Linked DNA regions of Mus musculus: region 2 is linked to region 1. A link is a contact called in ENCODE POLR2A ChIA-PET data. All regions are on one chromosome and are shown on one strand. Each heading gives the region's core, a stretch centred on a gene start or an enhancer-like site at or near the end of the contact. The rest is flanking DNA. Distances are from core to core; before and after follow the strand shown. Region 1 holds the start of 2410002F23Rik (RIKEN cDNA 2410002F23 gene). Region 2 holds the start of Fam71e1 (family with sequence similarity 71, member E1).

What was found. ChIA-PET counts read pairs that join two places held with the same protein, here RNA polymerase II (POLR2A).
Region 2: POLR2A ChIA-PET joins it to region 1 with 19 read pairs in embryonic stem cell. The contact joins the promoter of Fam71e1 here to the promoter of 2410002F23Rik in region 1. POLR2A ChIA-PET finds 5 or more read pairs at or near these places in 3 of 5 experiments (Patski and embryonic stem cell).

The regions. Positions count from the first base shown.
Region 1 is chr7:44,244,382-44,250,409 of GRCm38, forward strand. 2410002F23Rik (RIKEN cDNA 2410002F23 gene) reads left to right here and starts at 2,341. Exons shown (of 6, transcript NM_025880.4): 1 at 2,341-2,442; 2 at 3,871-3,914; 3 at 5,161-5,218; 4 at 5,640-5,678; 5 at 5,928-5,959. Snord88c (small nucleolar RNA, C/D box 88C) reads left to right here and starts at 5,474; the gene lies at 5,474-5,557. It overlaps Snord88a (small nucleolar RNA, C/D box 88A), which reads left to right and starts at 5,769; the gene lies at 5,769-5,840. LOC115486841 (a small nucleolar RNA gene) reads left to right here and starts at 3,709; the gene lies at 3,709-3,799.
Region 2 is chr7:44,493,377-44,499,404 of GRCm38, forward strand. Fam71e1 (family with sequence similarity 71, member E1) reads left to right here and starts at 3,219. Exons shown (of 5, transcript NM_028169.2): 1 at 3,219-3,354; 2 at 3,539-3,657; 3 at 4,127-4,257. The coding sequence starts at 3,312. Emc10 (ER membrane protein complex subunit 10) reads right to left here and starts at 3,042. Exons shown (of 7, transcript NM_197991.3): 1 at 2,880-3,042; 2 at 1,432-1,504. The coding sequence starts at 2,993.

The sequences.
Region 1 (6,028 bases), core at 1,091-3,590:
TTTATGAGTTGCCTTGGCCATGGTGTCTCTTCACAGCAATAAAGCCCTAAGACAGATGGCCTAGTGGTTAAGAGTTCTTGCTTGCTTTTCCAGAAGAATGAGTATGGTTCCTAGCATCCATATTGGATACCTCACAACTGCCTGTAACTCCAGCTCTGCCCTTCTAGCCTCTGCAGGTACTGCATTCATACATATGCATATCCCCCCCCCAACGTGCACACTCAGACAAATGAAAATAAAAATAAAAAAACTGTATAATTGAGTTATCAAAAAAAAAAGTCACAAGGGTCTGGACAGATGGCTCAGCTTTTAAGAGTTTTACAGAGAACCAGGGCTTGATCCCCAAAACCCTCATGGCGGTTTCCAACTGCCCAGAACTCCAGTTTCAACACTCCCATCTGACCTCTAAGGGTACCAAGCACACACACATGCAAGCAAAACACTCATACATATAAATCTAAAATAAGCACATTGTATTTTCAAAGGAAAAAATTTAGATGTGTTCTCATGTATTTCAGGTTGGTCTGGAACTCACTATGTAGCCAAGATGGAATCTAAGTTCTCAGTCTCTTGCTGGCATTCTAGGTGGACACAAGCATGCCTGGTCTAATGTTAGGGATGAACCCAGCGCTTCCTTCATGTTGGACAGGCACTCTACCAACTGAGCCACATTCCCCAAGCAAATGCGTCCATTTTTAAACAGAGTAACAACTCTGTCTTATACTAGATCTACAAGTAATCAAATAAACAGTGTCAATACTGTGCAGACAGATGCAATGTATGTGCCCATAGATGAAGGTAAGGGGGTCCATGCTATGGGGAAAGAGAAAGGTGTCTTATTTTTCTGTTGCTATGATAAAACACCCTGATAAACGCCACGTAAGGGGACAGGTTCACAGTTCAAAGTGCAGTTCATCACATGGAGAGGTAAGGTGAGGGTCAAGGAGGCAGGAGCTTGAGGAGGCTGCTGGTCACACTGCATCTGCAGTCAGAGGGACATTTACACTGGTGCTCAGCTTTCTCCATTTATGCAGCCCATGGTTCCCCAATAGTGGGTGTGCCTTCCCAGGTCAACTAACCCAACTAAGATAACCTGTGCATGGTCAGCGGCTAAGCTAACCTAGATAACTCTCCACAAGGTATGCTCCAAGGCTTCTTTCCTAGGTAATACCAGATTTGGAGAAGTTGACCATATTAACCATCAATGTGGTAACGGGAGCCAAGCACAGAAGCAGACAGGGAGCTTTCTGAGCTCAAGGCCAGCCTGTTCTAGAGAGAGAGGCCTTGTCTCATCAAACTATTGACTTTCCTCTGGTGTGAGCCAGCAGCAATAATGGAAACTCGTTTACCTAAGAGAAGAATCTTTCCCTTTACTTCAGACCACTAGGTTCCCAGGCCAGTCTCCCCAGCGGAATGAGAAAGAGCCCTAATGAGCAGAGGGCCAGCTAAACAAAGAATACTCAGGTCACATTAAGGAATCTAGAGCTTGAAGAGTGTAACATAGACTATTTGGAGGGCAAAATGAAGAAAGAGAGAACTGGTATGAGGTGCAGACTTTTAAAAAAAAAATGTTCTATGACTTCTGTGGTTGAGGACCCACTTCGAGCTCATCCAAGTATTCAGAACCCTGACCCTTATCCCCCAAGACCTAGGGGTTCCAGCCCTCCGCCTCCTTCCTCAGACCCAGCAGTCCTTATCTCAGCCTCCAGATTCAAACCCAGTAGTGCAGCCCTCCAGCCTCACGCCCTCATACACAAGGGTCCAGACACCACCCACCCTCCCTCACACCCAGGGGTCCAGACCCCAACCTGCCCTCTTTCTGGCACAGGGAATTCCCCTCCTTTCCGCCCTAGCGTCCCCGCTCCGGGCCCGCACATCACAGAACCCAGCCCTCTAACTACACCACACCCATGGTTCCCTAAAAGTCTGCCAGTGTGTGCTGGTCCTGCCTCCCGCGCCGCAGCTGCGACTACTGCCGGGTGGGCCCTTTTAGCGGACCCCAGCTTCTGCAGCAAAAACGAGCTAGCCTGCCGCGCTGGCAAGTCGGGGGATTTCCGGTTCTGGCCAAACCCCCACCCCATGGGGGGCTTTCTCGTCCCGCCCTCTCCTTGGGAGCTGTCTAAGAGCTGCCTGACGGAAGTAACGGAAGAACCTTTCAGATATGTTCTTCATTCTCTTCATCCTCTTTGGGAACAACGTACCTTATCACCTGATCAGGAATGTCCTAAGGGCAACAGACGTTTATTCTTTCTGCCACCGTGAAAGCAGGATCCCCGGCTCAGGCGTAAGTGTGGGCTACCTCAGGGCGGGGCCCAAGAGCCGCTGGAGGCGGGGCCTTGCGAGCGCGATGGGTGGGGCTGACGGGCAGCGCGCGCTATAAATGGGGACACGCGGCGGTGGCGCGCGCCTGTGGCGATCGCGTGTGAGGTGAGGTCTGTCCCGGTGAGTTTTTCCACGGTGTTGGCCTCGGTACCTTCCAGTCGGTGGTGCTGCTTTGCACCCTGGGAAGCACGTGTCCCGAGGTGTCCGTGGCCTGGTCACGGGTGTACCTGTCGCGCGGACGGGCTCAAGGGCGCTGCTTGGGGCCGCGGGCGTGCTCGGGCTGGAACCAGGGTTTCTCTCGAAGGGGCGGATGCGGGTACTTTCGGGACAATGCCTTTCGCCAGGTTTGTGGAGCTTGGGATGCCGGGCCAGGCCTTCCTTTGTCTTGCCTTAGCCGGGCTACGCCATTTCTGCTGCTCACGTCGCGGGTCTTGTCCGCCATCTTCCCGGTTTTTTTTTTTTTTTTAGGCGACAGGGAGGGGGGTGTGTGACATAGAATCTTTCCTCCCAGTGACAGCCCCGTGCTACCTGCAGGTTCTCTCCGTAGGAAATCTCTACCACTGCCCCTCCCCCGTGTGGGATTTTGGCAATTTTGTGCAACCTAGAACACATGAGGGCTGGAGGAGGATGGGGTGTAGGGGCAGATACACGATACGGAGTTACCAAGGCGGAAGTGAGTGCACGTGGAGGACTGGATTGCTTCGGAGCAGCAGGTAGGAGTAGACGAGGAGGAAGGGAGCCAGGCCTTTGTTCACCTGCAAGAATACTAATACAATGGCTACAGGATGGTCTTGTAGGGCCTGATGGTACAAGCATTTTCGGTTCAGCTACTCAAGTAAATTACATATTTCTCCCAAAATATTTTAACCACACCTTTGCCTGTAAACCAATCTTTTTCTGCCTACTTACTGGTCAGTGCCATTATCACACTTGATTAAACTCTTTCCTCTTGGGAATCCTACTGTTCTCTTTGTGTTCCTTGCTAAATCATCTCCCAGACAGCTTTCACAGGGTGGTTCAAATCTCGCTGAGTAAGTCACTGGGCCTTCCATTTATTTATTTATTTATTTATATAAATATATATATGTATATAAGCCTATATTATATATATAAAATCTCAGCAGGGTTTTGCTTGTTTGCATTTTGCTCTGTAGAACCCCCATAGTTCTCCCACCAGGCTCCTCAGAAGGATGTGTGTCTTTGCAGGTTGTGTTTTTCAAGGTTACGAACCAAGACAGAACATCATGTCCATAGGGAATCTCTATGGACCTACTGGACTGGGGAACTTGGAGCCTCTAGTGGATTTTGTGTTTGTCAATCTTTTCTATTGTGTTAGCTTGGCCACCATCCCTGAAGGCAAGTAGCCTTGACATTGCAGAAGGCCTGAGGCTCCTGTGATGTTTAGCACTGGGCTCCAAACACCCTTGAGGACACAGTGCCCCTCCAGGACCTTTGACACCTGGAGATCTGAGGACCTCTAAATTTGATGTTCTGTACCTGTGGGCTGGCCCCACACATAACCCTCACCAAGTCCTTTCGGTATTACAGGTGTATCTTGAAGCCACGTAGCCATCCATCATCATCTTACTGTGGTAAGAGCCTTTACTTTTTAATCTGTCCACACCTAAAATAAATAGTGTACCTTCCTTTTCAGTTACTCTCTATAAGTTGGATTTAATGAACCCGCAATTATAGGGTATTACATATTAAAACTCTTAACTTAAATGGGATCAGTCAGGTGTAGGTAAAGATCCCAGACCTGCTGTTCATAACTCCATACCAGTCAGTAAACCACCTCAATAAACCTGGGTGCTGAATGGAACAGACACATCAAGGGCAGGCACCTAAGTCCTCTGCAGTTACATAGAGAGGGTGGCAGTATTTTCTGTCTTCTAAGGGTAAGGACTGGGTAAGGTACAGAAAGGACCAAATTTTCAAACTCAGTAGAGAACAAAATATCGGCATTAGCGCCTGCCCACTGGATTTGTGGACTGAAGACAATGTAGCTTTGAGCATCGTTTAGGGCCTAGCAAATAATTTGTACCCCCCAAAAAAAAGATACTTTTTATTTTTTAAAGAACCTTGAATTTACATAGGTTCTATTATTAAAATAACAAGATTTATCAGAAGACAGGCATGTGTGTTATCTAAAAAAGAACACGTTCTCAGCTCTAGGAGAATATCTCCTTGTTTCTTAGGTGTTGGGAACAGGGAAAACAATGGCTCTGCTGTTGACCTTAAGATGTTTTCTATCTGACCATACTGGGCTTGGGCTAATAACAAAGCACTCTGCATAGCACTGAACACACGGAGTCTCTGGACTGGGCAAAGATGTGAACTGAAAAGGTACAGAGAGCTGGAGAGGAGTTACTTTCTATAATTTGGATTTAATCAACCAACAACTATAGGGTCCAAGGCCAGCCTGTGCTATATAACAAGACTGTAGGGTAGAGGAGAAGAGGGCCAGTATTTGAAGCAAATGAGTTCACTACATCTCACCAGGGTCTTAGGCAGGTGTCATTTCTTTGCAGAATGCAAAGTCATTACTTCCCCCAAGTTGCAGGGTGGAACAGAGGTGCTAACCTCAAACTCAGGCAAGTTGAAGAGTTGGTTTAGGGGGAAACAGGTCTGGAAGAAGGGTGGAAGCCACTTAGGGACATGTTCACTATACCCTGGAAATTCCAAACAGTCCTAGGGCTGAGCCATGAGACCAAGACCAGTCTCTGTCTCATTTGCCCCACATTCCCAAGGACACAGCAACCTCAGTCTACAGCATGCAGGTCAGTGTAGACAATTGAGGGGTAACTGTGGCACGTGCCTATAATCCCAACATTCCAGGTGGCTGAGGCGGGAGGATCCTGAGTTAACATCCAGACTGGACTACATACAAAAATAAGTGAGTAAGATTGGGGGCGGGGAGTATAGAATGTATCGAAAATCTTCTACCTTGGGAGGTAGAAGCAACTTTGCCCACATAAACTGTCTTAAGCAAGGAAACAGGGAAGTGTTACCCCTAAGGGTCCTGGGTTCTCTAAAACCAAGTGTCAGCCATTCTCTTGGGTGGATTTCTGAGCACTGGGCTATACTGTCCCCCTTGGGACTTTGCATGGCCCTAGGACCTTAGAAAGGGAGGGTATTAATATTACCAGGACCCCTCTGATGTTCAGCACTGGGCTCTGACCATCCTGAGGACATGGTGCCCCCAGGGACCTTTGACACCCTGGGGTCTGAGGGGCCCTGGCGACAAAGGGAGTGGATGGGGAAGCTGTGGTCTTTGTGAGTCTCACCAGCCTTTCTCCTCTCCCTCCTGCCAACAGACAGAGGCAGTTCCTTCAGACAACCAGGCTTCCCTCCAGGTAAGCAGAGAGCTGCCTAAAGTGCTAGGACAAACAGCTCAGTTTAGACTCTGTGCTGTCAGTGTGTATGCTTGCGGACCCCCTTGATGTCCAGCACTGGGCTCTGACCATCCTGAAGACATGGTGCCCCCAGGGACCTTTGACACCCTGGGGTCTGAGGGGTCCTGACTACAAGGAGGAATGAATAGGGGGGTGCCATGGTCTTCGTGTCCCTTGCCAACCTCTGTCCCCTCTCCTTCCTGCCTATAGGTGGTTTCTACAAACATCCTACTTCCCTTCAGGTAAGAGCAGAAAGACTGTCTGGAGTAGAAGTCTAATGCTAATCACATGAACTTGGTTTACACAATTAG
Region 2 (6,028 bases), core at 1,969-4,468, 250 kb after region 1:
GTGCCTGACTCTATTAAGGAGCTGTGGGCAAAGCTAAAGGCTAGCTAGTCAGGCAGATGTTGGGGCTGGCCCAGTTCAGCCTTCCCTGAAATAAGGGGTCTTATGGTGCTACCCCAGACCTCTTTCTTCTGCAGCAAAATGGGCCAGTGCTCCCACCACTGCCTCACAAGACCAACTAGGGCTCTCTGAGGGAGTGGAGCAGGACACAGGTCAGAGGCTAGAGAAGCCTGTTCTGACATTCCTTCTTCAGCTGACTGAGTTGTTCCTACAGATCTAGGGGCAAGAAGGAAATAATTATATACACACACAGACATGCATATATATACTCATGTTTGCATGTATGTATATGTGTGTGCACATATATGCACATGCGTATATATACACATGCATGTGTCCAGATGAATTTCTTTTATAAATATTAAATGCAAGTTAGCACTAATACAGATTATGGAGGGAGATCCTGTCAAAATTGACAGCCGGCCACATGAGTAAGAATAGTCAGGGGCCCTGATGGCTGGTTTCAATTGCCAACCTGATACAATCTAGAATCACCAGAGAAGAGTCTCAGTAAGGGATGTCTAGGTCAGGCTGGGCTAAGAGCATAGCTGCAGGTGAATATATTGATCACATTCATTGAGGTAGGAAGGCCCACCCACTGTGGGTGGCACCATTCCCTAGGTTTGGGCCCTGAATTATATTGAGTGTAGAGAGGAGGCTGAGTGTAAGCAAGTACACATGCATTAATTCTCTCTACTCTAGACTATGGATGAGATATAACCAGCTGTTTGAAGGTCCTGATTTGACTCCCCTACTATGATGTGACTGCAATTATGAAAGAAAATTAAATTTTAAAGGTGAAAACCACAAGAAGATCTTTGATACCTATACAAGCAGGCAAAAACTGTTCTGTTCTGCCAAGTTAAGGCAACTCAAAACAATCTTTGGGTATCTGTGTAAGCAAGTTATAAATGCCAGAGAAAACTCCAATTAACCATATCATAATAAGAAGATGGTCACAGCTGTACATTTTTGGATGGGTGTTACTAAGAACCTATCTTCCAGGCACTGGAATGAATGACAAATGGCTAGTGGGTACCAAGAAGGCTGCCTGGCATGAAATAGTTTCTTTACCCATCACACATGTACATATGCATGTACATATGCATACATATGTATGAATCAGTATATGTGTGGAGTGTACATGTGGTGCATGTGTATATATTTACATATGCATATATATGTATATGTGTATGTTTATAATCTTCATTAGCAGAAATGCAACCCAGGCCCTTGGGCACACTGACAAGCACTAAACCCTTGAAACCTTGAAGCCACAGGCATGGGGCATCTAAAGACAAGTCCTCTCCTGTCTGTGCTTTCCGCCCTCGCCACCAAAGGGCAGGCGTAAGGCTGAAGACACACTGATCTCACCGAGCTCAAATGAATGCTCCAGCAGCAAAGCCACGGTGCCACAGCCCTCAGCTTCACGGCCATCGGCCCCGGTCTGCAAGGGAGACAAGGACCCCAAGTAAGAACCACTCACGCTCTGGGCGGGGCAGAAGGACAGGCTGAAGGACAGGCCGTAGCTGCATGCTCACATCCAATCACAGGTGCTCTGCCCAGGACTGCCTCTCATGACACAGTCCATTTCCATAGCCCAAAGAAAACTCTAAAAGCTTGTTATTCTCATGTCCAATGCCCGGGTCGTTATCTTTTTGTTGGTTTTTTTGGTTTTGAGAGTCTCAGTGCACAGCCCGAGCTAACCTCTGATTCACAATTCTTCTGCCTCCACCTCTTCGTGCTGCTACTACAGGTAAATACCACCTTGCTCTGCCCCCCACCCCAGGTCATTCAGGTTTTCATTCACGAGTTCACTTCCTTTGCACATGCTAATACTCTGACCATTCACATTGGCAAGAAGCCCACTTCTCTCTGGCACATCCTAGATCCACACTTTCTTTCCCACGGTTCTGAAGCAGAGTCCCACTAAATCACTCCCTGATCCAGACCGGAGATGATCCTCCTGCCTACGTCTGCTGAGCGCTTGGGGTTACACATGAGCACCACCACCATCAGCTTAATTTCTTTGTAATTTTTCTTTTTTTAATTTTGTGTATGGATATCTGCTGCATGTACCTATGTGCCCTGTGTGCATGCCTGGTACCTGGTGTGCCAGAAGAGAATGTGCAATCCCCAAAAACTGAAGTTAGCAGACAGTCGTGAGCCTCTAGGTAGGTGCCAGAAAGCAAACCCAGGTACTCCAGAAAAGCAGTCAGTTCTCTTGGCCCTCATTTCTCCAGCACCCTATTTTTGGGGTTTTTTTGAAACAGGACCTTAGGTAGCCCAAGGTGACCTTGCACCCCACACCCAGGCCTAAGCCTTAGATGTCTTAATTTCAAGCTTCTCCTAGCCAGGCATCCTACAGCACTCTGGCTCCTGAAGGACCTGACTTCTTCGTGCATATTCAGAAACATGATTCCAACCCTAGCACTAGAGCACTGCTTCCTTGCCATATCTTTATTAATTACTTATTGAGTCAGGGTCTCACTGTGTAGCCCTGGTTGGCCTAGAACTCCCTTTGTCCTAGGCTGGCCTCGAACTCAGAAATTCACCTGTCTCTGCCTCCCGAATAGGGGTATTGAAAGCGTGCACCATCACACCCCCATTTTTGTATTTTTGAGACAATCTCAAGCAATCCAAGCTAGCCTCAAACTCCTTGATCCTCCAGCCTCAGCCTCCCAAGCACGGAGATGAGAGGCTAGCTACCACTACTCCACGCAGCTCAGGTTCCGAGCAAACCACATCCTCTCATGAATATTCATGATGGGGTCCATCTAGCGCCCACAGGAGGCCGCCCCGCCCCGGCCACTAGCACTCACCCCACGCGCGGAGGCCCCGACCCGGCAGCCGCTGCCTCGGGCTCTGCTAGGAGCCGCGGCTACCATCAGCAAGAGCACTAGCAGCCGGGTCACCCCGGCACCCGCGGCCACCATACGGGAGCGTTGAGAAAAACCGAGAGCCATACAGCCCGCTAGGAAACACAGGGTTCATCCTGAGGCTCACGCGCCTGCGCCGCACGCCGCGCCTGCGCACTAGCGCCCGTCCGCCTGCTCCCGCAGTCAGGGCGGCCATTTCTCCATCCGGGTCTCTAGGGCTCACGTTCCCGGTGACACCACCTGGGAGAGAAGTGACGTCGTTGACGTCACGGAACGCCGGGCACCCTATTGTAAAGTCACAAGCTCTAGGCCCCACCCTTTATCTGTCTGTCCCAGGCTTCACTCGGCGTTCCTCCCCAGGGCCGGGGCGTGGCGATGAAGGGCGGTCGAGATCTTAAGGCCGCTCGGGGCGGAGCAGGTGAGACCAGTTCTGAGGGGATGGAAGGTGACAAAAGGACTTCTGCCTGGAGGGGTTGGCCCTAGAGAGGGAGCCGGGGAAGGTATGGGACCAGCAATGCGGAGGCCGCTGCCCCGCATGCGCCCTCGGTCAGAGTTCATGTACCTGGCATCCTGGGATGGATGCTCGCGCTTCGCCCCTGCAGACCGCCCCCTGGCTCCAGCCTACGCCCCGTGCCGCCCTGGGCGCCTCCAACGCCACCTCCTGAGCGGCGAGTTCGACCAGCTGCGCGACTTTCCCATCTTTGAAAGCAACTTCGTGCAGGTGTGGAGCCCCGGACCTCCGACCCGTTGATGTACGGATCTCCCCCATCATTTGTCGTTCTTTCCAAGTGATCCACATCACCTCTGAGCCCGCTGGGCTTTTTGTGTCTTCAGAAGCCTTTGTCTCAGTTTCCTTGACTGTACACATATGGTTCTTGTCCTTTAATCCTAAAATCTTTGGCCCACAAGCCTTTTTTTTTTTTTTTTTTTCCTTTTTAGAGGTAATATGGCTGGTACTCTGGGCTTCACTCGTTATTCAGCAGGAGCTCTACCCCTTAGTCACACCCTAGCCCTGCACCGGGGGATTCTAGGCATGTGTGCTTATATTCTGAGCCACATTCCCAATCCCTAACCTACTGTTCATCTCCCCTAGTTCATGACCTTTCACTCTGTCAAGATCCCCAAGACCCAATCAGATTCCTGTTGAGTTCTGTTCTCCATCTATCGATCCTCTTAACCTTTGGCCCCAGGTGACCCGGTTTGGAGAAGTCGCCAACAAGGTCACCATGGGGGTGGCAGCCTCTAGTCCTGCCCTGGAGCTGCCAGACCTGCTGCTGCTGGCCGGCCCTGACAAGGAGAATGGACACCTGCAGCTCCTCGGGTGACTGCCCCTCTAAGTCCCAACTTCCTCCAACCTCCCTGCCGCCATTTTGCCACCCAGGGACCAAGATCACCACCAAACCTCTTCACTAAGAAAAATGGCAGGGCACTTCACAGAGGTCAGAAGTCAGGCGAGATGAGGGAGGACAGCCCTCAGTGGCATCACAGGGTCAGGATGGTGGCTGTTTACACAGTGCTTTCTGCTTTCCAGGTACTCTGTCCCAGAGAGATAAAGTAAAGCTCAAAGACTGGGCCCACGGCCCAGGGTCCCACAGTCCACTGTCCACTCTGCCCCTCTTCCTGAAAACTTGTGAAAATCAATACCACCAAGTACAAACCTCACATAGAACAGAACACCCCTTCCCCCAGCCTAGGCCTTGCCCTGCCTCAGCTGCATGCAGGAAACGTGTACACGCTTACAGGACATGTACATACTGTGGTATTTTTGGAGACCTGAATCCTTTCTCATCCTATCTCAGTTCACGAAAGACAGGGAGAAAATAGAAAAAAGCCAAGCCTAATAGTACAGGCCTGTCATCCCAAGACTTGAGCAGCTGAAACAGGATTGCAGGTTCAAGGCCAAATTGAGCTTTGAAAGTGGCAACCTGGACAACTTAGTGAGGCCCTGTCTTAAAAAAGTAAAAAGGGGCTCTGAGTGTGTGTGTGTGTGTGTGTGTGTGTGTGTGAGAGAGAGAGAGAGAGAGAGAGAGAGAGAGAGACCTGGTCAGTAGAGTATCTGTAGGGCAAGCATGAGGATCCGAGTTTGACTCCCCAGCAGCCATATAAACATCCAAGCCCCATGGTAAGCTTGCTGTTGGGAGAGGCAGAGATGGGCCATCCTTGGAGCTTGCTGGTCAGCGAGTTTATCCAATCATTTGGCTCCAGGTTAAGTGGAAGTCTCTCTCCAAAAATGAGGTAGGAGAATGATAGGAGAAGGAAGACCTTTAACACTAACCTATGACCACCACATGCAATGCACACACACACATGCAAGTCACTGACCTATGACTGCCACATGCAAGAAAGGAAGGGAGGAAGGAAAGAATAGATGGATTTTAGCTGGACACGGTGGTTCACATGTTTAATCACAGCACTTGGGAGGCAGAGTTAGGCAAATCTCTGAGTTTAAATCCAGCCTGAACTACAAATTTTAGTCAGCCAGGAATGTATGAGACCTTGTCTCAAAAAAAAAAAAAAAAAGAAAAAAAGCCGAAAGAAAAAAAATGCCTGAATTCACCCAATTATCTCCTTACCTAAGTGGAGAACATCGCTCCGTTTTCTGCCCTGGTAAGATTTACAGTTTCCAACAACAGGCTTTGAATGTTAAATGCAATCTAGGGGTCTCTCTGACCCTGTCCTTGCCTGCCTGTAGCCAACAAAAGTGGTACAAAACTTTCAAAACTGTCATCCCAGGACTCAGAAGGTCGGGACAGGAGGATCAGAAGTTCAAGGCCAGGTTCAGTGACACAACTAGTTCTAGGCCAGCCTGGACTACACTTGTCAACAAAACAAACCCTGTTAGCAATTAGTCCCAGACCTACTCCAGGCTCCTCCTGGCACCAGGCTGAGTCAATGTGACTCCCCTGTGGCTGGAACATTCTTGATCCCAGAGCTTAGGATCAGTCCTGCCTTCATTCTCCTCCTTTCTCCACCTCTGTCCCCTCATCTGGCACATGTGGTAACAGGACAGTTCTTCCTGAAGCACATGGCACAGCATGAGCAGTGTGCAAATGTCAATGAGAGCTGTTCAATTTCAGGGAAATCCATCGTCC